Regions from separate parts of the Homo sapiens genome. Here region 1 is linked to region 2. A link is a loop called in an ENCODE intact Hi-C map of the cell type or tissue named here. Cell type or tissue: heart left ventricle. All regions are shown on one strand.

Region 1 (8,000 bases), 78 kb after region 2:
TAATCCTGAGTTCTAGTTTGATTGCACTGTGGTCTGAGAGACAGTTTGTTATAATTTCTGTTCTTTTGCATTTGCTGAGGAGTGCTTTACTTCCAACTATGTGGTCAATTTTGGAATAGGTGTGGTGTGGTGCTGACAAGAATGTATATTCTGTTGATTTGGGGTGGAGAGGTCTGTAGATGTCTATTAGGTCCGCTTGGTGCAGAGCTGAGTTCAATTCCTGGGTATCCTTGTTAACTTTGTGTCTCGTTGATCTGTCTAATGTTGACAGTGGGGTGTTAAAGTCTCCCATTATTATTGTGTGGGAGTCTAAGTCTCTTTGTAGGTCACTCAGGACTTGCTTTATGAATCTGGGTGGTCCTGTATTGGGTGCATATATATTTAGGATAGTTAGCTCTTCTTGTTGAATTGATCCCTTTACCATTATGTAATGGCCTTCTTTGTCTCTTTTGATCTTTGTTGGTTTAAAGTCTGTTTTATCGGAGACTAGGATTGCAACCCCTGCCTTTTTTTGTTTTCCATTTGCTTGGTAGATCTTCCTCCATCCCTTTATTTTGAGCCTATGTGTGTCTCTGCACATGAGATGGGTTTCCTGAATATAGCACACTGATGGGTCTTGACTCTTTATCCAATTTGCCATTCTGTGTCTTTTAATTGGAGCATTTAGTCCATTTACATTTAAAGTCAATATTGTTATGTGTGAATTTGATCCTGTCATTATGATGTTAGCTGGTTATTTTGCTCGTTAGTTGATGCAGTTTCTTCCTAGCCTTGATGGTCTTTACATTTTGGCATGTTTTTGGCGTGGCTGGTACCGGTTGTTCCTTTCCATGTTTAGTGCTTCCTTCAGGAGCTCTTTTAGGGTAGGCCTGGTGGTGACAAAATCTCTCAGCATTTGCTTGTCTGTAAAGTATTTTATTTCTCCTTCACTTATGAAGGTTAGTTTGGCTGGATATGAAATTCTGGGTTGAAAATTCTTTAAGAATGTTGAATGTTGGCCCCCACTCTCTTCTGGCTTGTAGAGTTTCTGCTGAGAGATCCACTGTTAGTGTGATGGGCTTCCCTTTGTGGGTAACTCGACTTTTCTCTCTGGCTGCCCTTAACATTTTTTCCTTCATTTCAACTTTGGTGAATCTGACAATTATGTTTCTTGGAGTTGCTTTTCTCGAGGAGTATCTTTGTGGCGTTCTCTGTATTTCCTGAATCTGAATGTTGGCCTGCCTTGCTAGATTGGGGAAGTTCTCCTGGATAATATCCTGCAGAGTGTTTTCCAACTTGGTTCCATTCTCCCCGTCACTTTCAGGTACACCAATCAGACGTAGATTTGGTCTTTTCACATAGTCCCATATTTCTTAGAGGCTTTGTTCATTTCTTTTTATTGTTTTTTCTCTAAGCTTCCCTTCTCACTTCATTTCATTCATTTCATCTTCCATCACTGATACCCTTTCTTCCCTTTGATCTCATCTGCTCCTGAGGCTTCTGCATTCTTCACGTAGTTCTCAGGCCTTGGCTGTCAGCTCCATCAGCTCCTTTAAGGCCTTCTCTGCATTGGTTATTCTAGTTATCCATTCATCTAATTTTTTTTCAAGTTTTCTAACTTCTTTGCCATTGGTATGAATTTCCTCCTGTAGCTCAGAGTAGTTTGATTGTCTGAAGCCTTCTTCTCTCAACTCGTCAAAGTCATTCTCCATGCAGCTTTGTTCCATTGCTGGTGAGGAGCTGCGTTCCTTTGGAGGAGGAGAGGCTCTCTGCTTTTTAGAGTTTCCAGTTTTTCTGCTCTGTTTTTTCCCCATCTTTGTGGTTTTATCTACTTTTGGTCTTTGATGATGGTGACGTACAGATGGGTTTTGTTGTGGATGTCCTTTATGTTTGTTAGTTTTCCTTCTAACAGACAGGACCCTCAGCTGCAGGTCTGTTGGAGTTTGCTAGAGGTCCACTCCAGACCCTTTTTGCCTGGGTGTCAGCAGCAGTGGCTGCAGAACAGCGGTGGCTGTAGAGCAGCGGATTTTGGTGACCTGCAAATGCTACTGCCTGATCGTTCCTCTGGAAGTTTTGTCTCAGAGGAGTACCCGGCCTTGAGAGGTGTCAGTCTGCCCCTACTGGGGGGTGCCTCCCAGTTAGGCTGCTGGGGAGTCAGGGACCCACTTGAGGCAGTCTTCCTGTTCTCATATCTCCAGCTGCGTGCTGGATAAACCACTACTCTCTTCAAAGCTGTCAGACAGGGACATTTAAGTCTGCAGAGGTTACTGCTGTCTTTTTATTTGTCTGTGCCCTGCCCCCAGATGTGGAGCCTACAGAGGCAGGCAGGCCTCCTTGAGCTGTGGTGAGCTCCACCCAGTTTGAGCTTCCTGGCTGCTTTGTTTACCTAATCAAGCCTGCGCAATGGCAGGCACCCCTCCCCCAGCCTCACTGCTGCCTTGCAATTTGATTTCAGACTGCTGTGCTAGCAATCAGTGAGACTCTGTGGGCGTAGGACCCTCCAAGCCATGTGTGGGATATAATCTCCTGGAGCGCCATTTTTTAAGCCCGTCGGAAAAGCGCAGTATTAGGCTGGGAGTGTCTGGATTTTCTAGGTGCCATCTGTCATCCCTTTCTTTGACTAGGAAAGGGAACTCCCTGACCCCTTGAGCTTCCCAAGTGAGGCAGTTCTTCACCCTGCTTCTTCTTGCGCACAGTGCGCTGCACCCACTGTCCTGCACCCACTGTCTGGCACTCCCTAGTGAGATGAACCCGGTACCTCACATGGAAATGCAGAAATCACCCGTCTTCTGCGTTGCTCATGCTGGGAGTTGTAGACTGGAGCTCTTCCTATTCAGCCATCGTGGCTCCACCCCTCAATGATCTAAGTTACTTTCTTAAAGTGACACAAACACAAATATTGAAGGTGTTTCAACTCTAAATTTTTGTTTTAGCATCATGCCATTTTAATACGAGACATTATATAACTATTTTGTAAAAATGGAATGAGATATAGAGGATTAATTTAGGGTAGCATTAATAAGGTATTTTATACCATCAGGTCACATTATTTTTCAGTTATTGGACTGATATAATTAGCCATCTATTTGAATAAAGAGAAACTTTGTCCGTATTTTATATTCTCAAAAATATTAAATAAATTTTTTAAAGTTGAAACAAAACAGAATCTATAAATATTATTGTATGGAAAGCCTTTCTACCTGTAACATAAACCTCAGAAACCATAAAGAATAAGATTGACAGAGTTGATCTTATAAATATTTTTAAATTTATATGGTTAAAGACACCATTAACAAAGTTAGAAGGGAAAATTAAAAATATTTAAAACCTAACTGAAAAGAAAAAGGCTTAATACTCTCACTATATAAAAAAGATACAGTAAAACAAAATATGCAAGAAAACCAGCAGCCTAGAAAATAAAATAGGCAAAATGTAATGAACCAACAATTTAGAGAAGAAATGTAATGACTAATAACCATGATAAAAATAAACATTTAAAATGCAAATTTAAACAATAGTTTTTTTTTTATATTTGTCAAATGTGCAAAAAATATTTATTCATTATTAGCATCAGCTTTTGGGAGTAGTTGATTTATAAAATTGAATGCTTTACACATGTGAAATATAGTGATATATATGAGTATGTGCTTACTTGTAAAGATAGTTTGTGATATATGCTTTATTTGTAACAAAGCAATATGTACAATTTCATTGTTTTGATAGAAAACTAACCAGAAATAAATGTGTACATATGTTTATCTTTATGATTAAATACAAAATATACTTATATGGAAATAAGCATATATAAATATGTACAAAAATATATAAGCATATGTATTTTAAGCTTGTAAATAAGATTTTTATACACATATGTATTTTGTGTGTGTGTGTGTGTGTGTGTATATATATATATATAAAATAAGCATATTGGTGCCTTTAAGTGTTATGTTGGAGAAAGAAGGAGGAAACACATTTTTCTTATTGTTATATACATTTAAAACTTTACCACAAAGTGATTTTTCAGTAACTTTTTTGTTGCCCTTTTTAGTGTAGTAAGCATCTCTTTTATAATCACAAATAATAGTAGGTTGGTGCAAAAGTAATTGTACCAACTTAAATATAGTGGTTTCAAATGTTTTGTAAATTGTGAAATTATATTCCTATTATTAATTTCAGTAATTATATCCCTATTCCATATTGTATATTACTCAGAGTTTATTAAAAATCCCCTTACAAGGTTATTATAATAATGAATGCTCATGATAATGGAAAAAATAAAAAGAAATAACCACACTAGAACATCAATACAATTCCTCAATCATAGTATATATATTTTAAAAGATAAAAATAGAGATGTCACATAAAATAATGTGTCCAAAATAATGTTAAAACATATAAACATAATCTTTAACATAGCAAGTATCCACAGCTTCAGTGTTAATCTCTTTATGTATATATAAATTTATATTAGTCACTGATAGGAACTAGAATAATTGCACACATGCAGAAAAAGCTCATGAAGGTAATATCCCAAACAGAATAGTGATTCTTTGTGGAGAGGAAGAGGGACTGGAATAAGTGGTCAAGGGCTTACTTGTCTTAACTATGATTGTGTTTAATAATAAAAGTGATTGCGAAAATTTTAACAGTTTAAAGAGGGAGATAGAAATATTTTATATTTGATTCTGGTAGTGTTCATATGACTGTTTTTGTCAGAGCTCATAGCACTATACACTAAAAAGGGTGAATTTTACTGTGCTTAAATTATAAAACAACTTTAAATAGAAACTGGAAGAATATACAGAATATTGTAAATATATGGTATTTTAAATCATAGGGCTTTAACTGTAAAATTGTTATAAAAACCCTTAAAATCTATTTTCCAAAACATATCCTTTTATCTCATTAAAATAGACCAGATGGCACAAAAACTTAGGGATGTTTATTTATTGAAGGTTCTTTGCCTCAGCATGAGGTAATCTCACATTCAGTCCTATGTGCAATTTATGAGAACTGAATTTCATGAGAATAAAAACATGTTGAGTAATTAACAGATTATAATATTTCAGTTATTGGCTTCTATTTCTATGTAGTCCAACCTACTGTATAAAATAGGGTGCTCATTTTCTTCTACTTTTTTCCCTGGATAGCATAGGCATGGACCTTTAAATTCCCAATCAAGTTTACTTAATATTTTCCCTATACAATAGCTGTAGATGTTGCAGACAAAGACAGGGTGAGCTTCTCAGTTGCTTTGCGAAGAGAAATAAATTGTGATTAGTAAGGTACATAATAAATACATCTTAAAATTTAATATTAGAAGTAATATATTCTTAGCAGATACTCTCATTTTTTTCTTTTTAAATTATACTTTAAGTTCTGGGGTACGTGTGCAGAACGCGCAGGTTTCTTCCATAGGTATACACATGCCGTGATGGTTTGTTGCACCCATCAACCCGTCATCTACCTTAGGTATTTCTCCTAATGCTATCCCTTCCCTAGCCCCCCCACACCCCGACAGACCCTGTTGTGTGATGTTCCCCTCCCTGTCTCCATGTGTTCTCATTGTTCAACTCCCACTTATGAGTGAGAACATGCGGTGTTTGGTTTTCCATTCTGGTGTTAGTTTGCTGAGAATGATGCTTAGTCAAGTATCCTTTGTCCATACGAGAGATCACCAATGGCTCTAGTGGACTGTTGCCCTATAAACTAACTGCATGTGCTTCCTATCTCAAGAAACTGAGTCTGTCAGCCTGGGTTCTTTGGCCAGATTGTTTTTCCAGCACAGGAAGGTGGCCAGAAATGCTGATGAATTAACTTACAAAGTGACCTTCAAAAAATGAAGGACAGGAGTTTGTAGATGAATACTGTAGGTATCTAACCTCTTAAGAGGCAATTCTGAGCTTTGTTTAAGTACATAGTCACTTGAATGATTCCCAAAAGGATTGGCCACAGTTGTCCATCAACTAACTGCTCACTAATGTTTTATATATCCTGTATTATATGTTCTTCCTTTTCTGTTTCATTATCCTCCCTCACCATGCTTCCTGGGATCACTCACCACCCAAACAAAAACAAAAACAAAATTCATTCAGATCCTGTCTCAGGATTTGGTTTTGGGTGAATGTAAACCAAGACAGTGTACATAGAGATTTCCCAGATGCCCTTTATACATAAGAAAGACTTAGATCATAGCAGGGTGATGTTGGATAAAGAGATGCAGAAGCTGGTATTTAGAAGTCAGACCAGCTTGAGTTGAAATGGTACAGTCAAAGGGATGTGGGTGGGAGACCAACTGTGTCTGCAACCAGGAGTGAGAGAAATTATAGCTGAATGATAATAATGAGTGCAAGGCCATGTAGCAATATTGCAATTAAATTGTAGCTGGATCATAGTAACCATTTCTGCTTTAAATAAATTAGAGGTTAAAGCATCTCTCATTGTCAGTCATGTAGCTACACATTTACAACTGACTACTTTATAATTTTCTTCTATTTTTATCACCTGCATTAATGTATTTCTTAGACACTGGTTTCTTTTCCTTGAAATAGATTCCAAACTAGATGAATTGTTTTTCTACTCAGTTTCTGGACCCAAAATAAAAAAGGAATCATAGACTCTTAGAATGGTCAAGGACTTTAGAGGTCAACTATTTCAATACCTATGCATAAATATTCATACAATATGTATAGAAATTTCATTATACCATAACCTGAGATTTGAGACTAGAATATTTGAATCTCCTTTAAAAAAACTATGTTATCAATTTCCTCTGTACTTTTTGTTTCTGTTCCTGATTTTTAAAGCATGTCTAGTATATTCTGGGATATTAATCAAGAGACATAAAAAATGTGCATTAATATATTATGCATGTCTGCCAAGAACATTCAAAGAACTATACATGTACATATAAGTGATATTACTGTCAATTCATAATGAGAATTATTAATTAGACTGTAATTGTAGCTTGCCATTTCTAATCCCTTTATCTGATTGGTTGAGAATGAAGCAGGTTAGTAGAAATGTCATATTTCTTTTAAATCAAATTCAGTATGCTTTGGACATCCATCCCACCTGTCTGCTAGAAAATTCAATTTTAGTCATTGTTACGGCCTCCTTACATAGCTTTAACGCACCAAGCAGGCCCTTTATTCTGTTCTCTCTTATTTATGCTAGTAACTAACAGGACACTCAAAGACCAAGCTTAAAGAAGCCTTGATTTCATACACTTATTTTTTTCTTTCATATACTTGGTGCCTTAGAATATGTGGTGACCAAGAATTCAGATGCTTAGCATACAACTCTCTGTTTTCCTAAAACATCGTGCTAGAAGTCAGAGACATCACATCTGATCACTTCAAATCTGTGCATCACAGATCTCCTGCCTTCTGTCTCCCTAGGTGCTACATGGGAGTGGACTCAGGGTCTTTGCTGCTTCAGTCTCTCCCAGGCTCAGTCTTAGAGTATGCTTGTTTTCACTCATTGTTCTTCTGCCTATCCTTTCTCCAATTGGTAAAATCCCCTCCTGGGTTTCTAAAGAGAAAACGTGGCAGTTACCAGCTTTACCATATACTCAGAGTTGTGTGGTGGTCACACTATGACTATGGTCACACTATGACCACCATTGTCATAGTGTGCCTCCTGATGCAATGCCAAGAATGCGTGGGCTGAGTCTGGTCATGTGGAAACATCAGACAGACATATGTTGAGGGTCATATGTATGAGGGTCTATGAGAGCATGCAGGGCCTATACTCTTTAAGACTGTCCAAGGACAGGAGAAGTAGGAGAGGGCTAACAAGCTTGAAGGAGTCTGATGAGACATGACAGCTATATGCAGTGTATATTCTTGGATGGTTTACTGGACCAAAAAGGTCAAAATGATATTGTTAGGGAACTTGGCAAAGTTTGAGTGGATAGTAGTGAGCTGGATAGTAGTGTTATGCTAATTTACTAAAGGGGAAGGATATATGTTGATATAGTATAGGGGTGTCCTTGCTTTTAGACTACACACTGGAGTATT
Region 2 (8,000 bases):
ATATGAAATAAATTTCATGTACCTGATGCTTTTTTATAAATTTATTTTCAAACTCTTTGATTTCAATGTCATTTCAGAAGTCTTTTAATTTCATGCTATAATATTAATAAGAATGTCAGTTTCTTTCAGAAGTTGTCACCTAAGCCATATAAAAATCTTGGTTTCTGAAGCAGGAGAGCTTAAATTAATAGTAGTTTTGTTTGTTCAACCAGTCAATGAACATCTTTATAATCTCAGTGAAATATATCATCAGCCCCTCTTTCCTTAAGAGAACAAACCTGTTAGTAAAATACATTTGTAAAGGCATTATTTGTAGCATTACATCTTAATCTGACCCAAGGGTTATGTTAACAGCCTATTACATGTCATTTCCGTTCTTCATCTTTGCCAGTTCATTCTTACTAAATAATTTCTTTAAGTGGAAACTTCCTATGAAAGATTGTCATTTTGAGGTTATGGGAATTTGGAAATTCTCTATAACTGAACATCAAGTAGTCAGTTTGTCAAAACTTCCTATCTCTTATCTATCAATCATATGCTTTTGAATCAGTTTGAGATAAAGCTTTTTCTGGCTGTGATGACTTTCTGATTTATTAGAATCTGCATTGTATATCTTTTGTTAGTAACCATGTGACTTGATACGGGAACAGACTCGTTTTCAAAAACGTTGAAAAGATCTATTCTGGAGAATTGCATCTTATTTTTCACAGTGACAACCCTGAGATTGTGGGATTTGCCTTTGGTATACAAATAAAAATTTAACTTTAGGCACCCAATCCAACATGGCAGAAATACAAACATCTTCAGGGCTATGCTGACTGCTGCTACTCATCTTAAACTCATAGAATGAATTGAAGCCAACCATTATGTGAATGGCACTCAAGAGCTGTGGGGACTTGTGATAGAGCCCAGGTGATATTTTTTGTCTCTCTACGTAAAAATTAATAGAAATATTCCACTTATGATTCCTTTAATCAACAATGAATATTCTTTCCCCCTGTGCTATAAGAAAATGATTAAAATTTGAGGGAGCATGCCATTTAGAATCCTTTGTAGGGCAGAAATGAGACTCTCTTTCTTGGCACCATGAGATTACCTAAGCATCCCATACCCTCTTTAGAAATGACAAGGAAAAGAAAAGACAGTTTAAACCATTGGGGCTTTACATAAAAGAGTCTGGAAGAAACAGTTTTAACTGGAGAGGACTGCAAAATCTTGTTAAGCAAACTTCAATTCCATCCACCCATCCCGGGGGAAGAAGATTAGGTCAGTTACAAAAAATAAAGAGGCTACATTATTCCATCTTTCCTTCACATTTTCATAAATACATGTTCTTTTATCCTGTTAACACATTACAGAACATACAAACCCTTTCATTAGAGATATAGTTAGTTACCCACCAGGTGCAGGAAAACATTTTTGGGGGTTTTCTGCCAATGTCTATGAAGTGTTGGACACAAACAGTGTCCTGATCTCCAAAGTCTTGGAGTACATGGTGTACTTCAAACTGTAGGGTGCTGAATGTTCCGCTGCACATGTCTTTGTCCAAGATTTTATTTGCCATGTTCCTGGAACTTTCACATTTCTGTCAGACACTAGTTATTCATTTGTTTACTTTTTTGGCTGTCTTGAGAAACTAAATTATATTTATATTGACTATCTTCTTTACTTTTTTCTCCCTCCCTTCCTCCATGTCTCTCCCTTCCTTCTTTTTTTTCAACTTAAGTGTTGTCACTGTTTCTATCTTTCCACTGAAGAGAGCTATAAATATGCCTGGCTTTTTCAAAGAGCAAAATGCAGACTTACGTCTTCAGTGTAGTACAAACTTACCAGAGCAAATTTTAATCTAGATAGGGGTGTAAAGACATGAGAATGTTCAATTCTGTAAGAACGTTCAATGTTAGTAAAACAGTAGGTTCCCTAAAATACTTGAGATTTTTCAGATACAAGATGTTTGGCAAAATTTATAAAAGCTGATATTTCAAATTCTACAGAACTGAATTTCATCGTTATTTATTTGAAAGCAATATTATTCAAATTAAGACTATTATACATTTCCTATTCTATTTTATTTATAGATTTCAATCAGTAGGTCTTCGTACTGCCAAAATTAATCTCAGAGTAATATGAGAAAAATGAACATGTTCTTAGTCCAAGAATAATAAGGGTATTTTAAGCAACCGGAAGGCCATTTGGGACAAATGAAATATGAGCTTCTGTTCCTGGGTATTTTGTCAAAGGAATTAGGCTGAATACGGCAATAACCAGTTTCTCTTATCTTTGCTTAAAATCAGTACAAAATAACCTTCTGGTGAAGGATAACAACAAAGCAAGTTTTAGTTTTCCAAAACTTCCTTTATCTGCTTAGAACAAATTCTGTCATAATTTTAGCTTAAGTTCATATGGGCAACTAAACGTGTTAAAAAAATAACATTAAAATATTTATAAAATTTATCCACAGATTGTTAGTAATTAAATATTATAAGTATTAAAATACATTTGCAAGGGTGTTATTAGTTTTATGTATAATTTAGTATATTCCAGAAATACGTGTGACTGTTGAGCATTTGTTAATTTCAGAGACATCTATACGGTGCTAGTAGTTCTAGTTCTAGCAGTTCAGCCATTAGCTGATGTACAGTAGTGTCACTTATTATTTTATTCATCGTAGGACTAAAAGCAAATTTCCTAGCCATAGTTAGACAGATGAGGTTTTAAAATATCCTGATTCGTCTGGGCACAGTGACACATGCCTGTAATCCCAGCACTTTGGGAGGCCGAGGCGGGTGGATCATGTGAGGTCAGGAGAGTGAGACCAGCTTGGCCAACATGGTGAAACCCTGTCTCTACTAAAAATACAAAAATTAGCCAGGTGTCGTGGTGCACAACTGTAATTCCAGCTACTCGGGAGACTAAGGCAGGAGAATCATTTGAACCCGGGAGCAAAGGTTGCAGTGAGCGAAGATCGCACTACGGCACCCTAGCCGGGTGATAGAGTGCGACTTCCGTCTCAAAAAACAAACAAACAAACAAAAAATAGTAATAAAATAAAAGTAAAATAAAATATTCTGATTCCCAGGCTGCGTTCCAGACCAAAGAGATCAAACTGCTGAGTAGTACCCACCAGTAGGATAATGCCGTTTTATCAACTTAATCTAACTTTCAGAATTGTTGATTTGAATCTTCAGTTATAAATAGAACATTCTGATTAATACATAGAATTCCTTAATCACATAGAAATTTCTCATCACTTCTTCCTCTATAACCCACAAAATTAGTAAAATATACCTTATTGCCATTACTGGAAACTGTAAAATTATGTGTAAATTATTTAAAAACTGTATAGAACTGTGTAAGAACTGTGTAGAGAGTGTTAAAGGTTATGTCTTAGGCATAGTTCATTTTCATAAGCTTTCAATGCTGTGATACTACTTTTGGCATTTAGTAATTTCCAAAGATTATGAGAAATATCTGAGCCCAATGTTTGTGATCAAGATAATTTTCTTTAATAAACCAAGAAGTTTGAACCAAGAAAATTCTGTTAGTTTTAATGACTAAGACATTTAATTTTCTCAGACCTCTGTAAAATTTATCACATATAGTAAAAGAAGACTAATATCATCCAATACAATTACATGCATATCCACTATGGTATACTGGAAAATCAAACTGCCTGAAATTGGATAATAATCTGTTAGCAGATTAATACGTTATTTTTTGGTACAGAAAAATTGATAGCATTGATAGAAGAGAGGAGAGTATTTTCATTTTTCATGGTTCTTCAGGGACAACTGGTAACGGCTTAGTAGTTTCTTCAGCCATATTAGCTCAAACAGATAGTAACCACTAAAAGCCTCAGAATTTATATCAGCGTTATTTTTATAAAAACACAAATGTATATATACCCAGATATTTGCATTGTGTCCAGGCCTGGCTACATAATTTATGGGACCAGTACAAAATAAAAATGTGCATTACTTAGTTCAAATATTACTAAGCATTTCTTGATGGCAGAGTCAGAGCTTTAAACTAAGCATAAGGCCCATCTGCGCAGGTTCTTGTGAGACTGTACTGGTTACAAGCCCATGACGTGAACTGAGATCTTGGTTGTACCTTCTACTGTGCAAAGATCTGAGATGGCAAAATAAAAAGTAGAAGGATATGGGCTTCAAGTGCTTGCACATTAGTAAAGCTACCATGGCATCACTAGGGAGCAGTGTGCAGTCATATATACCTCTGAGATAAGCTCTACAGTACTATCTAAAATGACAGTAGAAATTTGGAGTTTGGAGAAATGAGTATGAGAAGTCACACACATCCTGAGAAATGACATTGGTTCTTTGCAAGAGGGTGAACTGTGGGGTCTTGTGCAAGTAACTTATCATGGACTATCCTTATTTATAAATCTTTGTAATTATTTTTGAGGCTGCTTAGGGCCTGCTGGCCATTAATTATATTCTCCAATACTGAGAAGTGAAAGTTCTGCCATGAAGCTCTGTATGATAGATATATACATTCAATTATAGTTGATATATTTATATTTCTGCATATTCTCATCAAATAGTATGGTTTGAATTATATAATATTTTGGTTTTAGGCTAAATTACAATAATACAGTAATATAAGAAACAGAAAATATTTTATCCTGTTAGTGGAGGTGATGGAAAAGTCTTATATCATATTTGAAAATTATACTGTGTTCCAAATTTCTGAATCAAATCCAGGGTATTTTTGAGCTGGCAATGTCAGTTAAATGGCTTGTTGAAAAATGATGACAGCTTAAGGTGTAGTTTGAGTTCTTTGTTGGCACCAGATACAGAAATTGCAGTTACTTTTTTGACAATTGTTAGTGCCACTTATTCTATTATTCTGTGTCCTGGTACCGTTGGTAGAAGGGAATGAAAACAATAAACAATTACCTTTAGAAACTGTGTGCACTGATTTTGCAGGGGTAGAGAATGTAGTTGTCGTATTTTCTGGAGGACAAAATCTCAAGGGCCTCTTCTGATGTTTTCCACAATTTTATAGGATAGTTTTAGTACTTTGCAGTCACTATCACAGTTTCATACTTAACTAGGAGGAAAAAAAATCTGCCATTAAGTAGTCTTGGATACAGAAATGATTTTCCAAATGTTGAATTTCTCTGGATGTAAGTGTCCAAAAACATTCTTCATAACAGAGTAAGAAGTAGTTCGGTGAAATTCTAATTTCCTTTATTTTTTAAAAAAGAGTTTTAAATAGAAAAATTAACATCTGCTTATCATTAAAGAATTAAGCAGAATAAAAGTGTTTATGATTAAATATAAGTATCATTCACCCCACTCTCCACTCCCCAAAGCATTTTATTTTCTATACACATATGCATGCATGGGCACACATACACACATTTTGATGTTGAATTGTTTTTCCTACGTTTTTTGAATTTTTAATAAAGATTTTAAACTGAAAATGAAGTATTTAGCTTCTAAAGACATATGCCACAATATTATCTCTGCTGGTTTATGAAAATTAGCACAACTAGTCCATCAAATATCAAACGCAGACTCTTACCTTCAGGGTATGTAAGAGGAGACTTGACTTTGACAGATGATGGGAGATAGTCTATATGATACAGAGTAGAGAGATTTAGGCCTAGTAAAGAATGATGCATCTTTTCTTTGTCCTCCTCCTGTGAGGAGGGAAAAAGCCTCTCTACCCAAGCCTACTCGTGTTATTTTGAGAAGACCTCTCACACTTACTGGGGGGAGTCTGCAAGAAGGGGAGATCAGTATCTCACTCCCCTGCTGGATGTTTCCTAGATAGGACCTGGTTCTGCCATGGGACCAGGCTTAAGTTTGATAAGAAAGTTTATATGGCAAATCACCATTTATCCCCTGAAGACAGGAAGGACACACACACGGACCCAAAAGCTTGATTCCTGCCTGGAGCATCCCAAAGGCAGATTAAGGAGAGAGAGAAGCTGTAAAACAAGGCCACACTACTGCCACTTGGTGTGGGAAGATATGTGACACTACAGGGGACCCTATAGAAGGTAACTTGGCTTGAAGTGTATCAGTGAACTTTTCCCCCAAAATCAGCTGGGCATGGTGATAAGAGGATTCTAGTAATGGGATGTTTGGGGACACATCAGTGGGGCAGCAAGTGAGAGTGTTTCACAAGAGGCAACTGGAGGAAGCAAGGCTCACGTCAGGGGTGATGTAATGGGAAGGTTTACTTAGAAGAACCGCAATTCATCCCAGTTTACTTCTAGCACTTGGCTACCTGCTATACTGACAGTTGGTATGGATAGATTGCATCAACTACATGAGATTTTAGCCTCTTTTCTTCCAATCCCACCTCTGACAGTGGAGGAGACCCTAAAGCAGCAGGGTGAGAGTGGAAGAGGAGGAGATCTGATAGAGCAAAGTAGAAGCAGAAAAGAGACTTACTCTTCTAAGCCCCATTGTATGTCTCTAAGCCATCACCCACACCTGGGGTGGGGGATGGGGAAATGTTGCAGTAGATGTGATTTGGAGGAGTTAGAATGGGATTGATTTTTTTTTAGTATCTGAAAATGAAAAGAGACTCACCCTTCCATCACCATTGCATGTCTCCCAAGCCATCACCCACGCCTGGGCTGGGGGATGGGGAAATGTTGCCGTAGACATAACTTGGAGGATTTAGAATGGGATTGATTTTTTTTAGTATCTGAAAATGAATCATAATTATTAAAAGAAAAGACTGTTCTCATGAGTTGAAAGTGACCCAAAAGCCATGGGCTCGTTCCTGTGATGGGAAAGTGCAGTGTAAAGTCAGGAACATAGAGCCAAAGCCAATTTTATCCAATGTTAAACTCTCAATAAGTAATTTATACGTAAGAAAATTGTGTATACTTTGTGAGCAAATGTGAACAAACTACTTGTGATGCTCTATAATTTTACCCCTTAATATATGGAATATATTGAATATAATTGGATATATAATATATATCATATATATAATTCCATATATATTGAATATATGGAATATAATATATGGAAGGAATGTGTTGGATATTCCTTAAAGGAGTATACTATATTAGTTAGGGTAATGCTAGCTGCTGCAACAGATAAACCTCAAAATCACAGGGGCTTAGCTGATTAAACGCTTATTCTTTGCTCATATGATCAGCAGCAGGCTTTTCTGCAAGTGGATATTCAAGGCTCTGGGCCTGGGCTTTTTCTTTTAGAAGCTTTACATCTTGAACATAACAGCATCCAAGCTAGCTATGTTTCTTTTCATTAAACAGGGGGAAAGAACACAGAAGTGGAATTTGAGAAGTTTTTGTGGGGTAGGCTCAGATGGCCACACACTATTTCTGTCCACATTCCACTGGCCTCTATACATCACCATACCTGCCTGCCAGGGCAACTTGGAAAATAGTCTACTTCTGTCACTACTATGAAAAATACAGTGCTTTTTTTTAACTACCTAAAACCTAATAAGCTAGTATATCTACATTGATCTTCATAATAGCTACAGAATATTCTCTTTTATGGCTACTCCATAATTTATGTGAGCTGATCTCTATTGATAGGCATATACATGTTTCTAGCATTTGTTTCTGACTTCAAACAATGATGCCAATAAAATCCTAATTTGGGCACATATATGTCATTCTTATGTAAGATTCATTCTTAGAAGTGAAATTGCTAGTTAAAAGGTTTATTAGTTCATTTTTACACTGCTGATAAAGACATTCCCAAGACTGGGCAGTTTACAAAAGAAAGAGGTTTATTGGACTTGTAGTTCCAGTGGCTGGGGAGGCCTCACAATATGGTAGAAGGCAAGGAGAGGAACAAGTCACATCTTTCATGGATGGCGACAGGCAAAGAGAGCTTGTGAAGGGAAACTCTCATTTTTAACACCATTAGATCTTGTGAGACTCATTCACTATCATGAGAACAGTGCAGGAAAGACCCGCCCCCATAATTCAATCACCCTCAACTGGTTTTCTCCCACAACACATGGGAATTGTGGGA

Evidence for each region. A loop is a pair of places that touch in the nucleus more often than their neighbours do. Peaks named below come from ENCODE experiments on the same cell type or tissue, not always from the same donor. Only the 100,000 strongest peaks of a DNase experiment are listed, where the experiment ranks them.
Region 1: it touches region 2 in a loop (2.1-fold over the local background); 9 of 110 quality-filtered maps call a loop at or near these places.

Annotation. Positions count from the first base shown.
Region 1 is chr5:120,130,195-120,138,194 of GRCh38, forward strand. No RefSeq gene overlaps it. Among named protein-coding and RNA genes, the nearest start is that of PRR16, 330 kb to the right of the region's middle. In heart left ventricle, no CTCF peak of the experiment used is centred here; no DNase peak of the experiment used is centred here.
Region 2 is chr5:120,051,854-120,059,853 of GRCh38, forward strand. No RefSeq gene overlaps it. Among named protein-coding and RNA genes, the nearest start is that of PRR16, 410 kb to the right of the region's middle. In heart left ventricle, a CTCF peak has its summit at 4,208; no DNase peak of the experiment used is centred here; H3K27ac peaks cover 4,537 bases.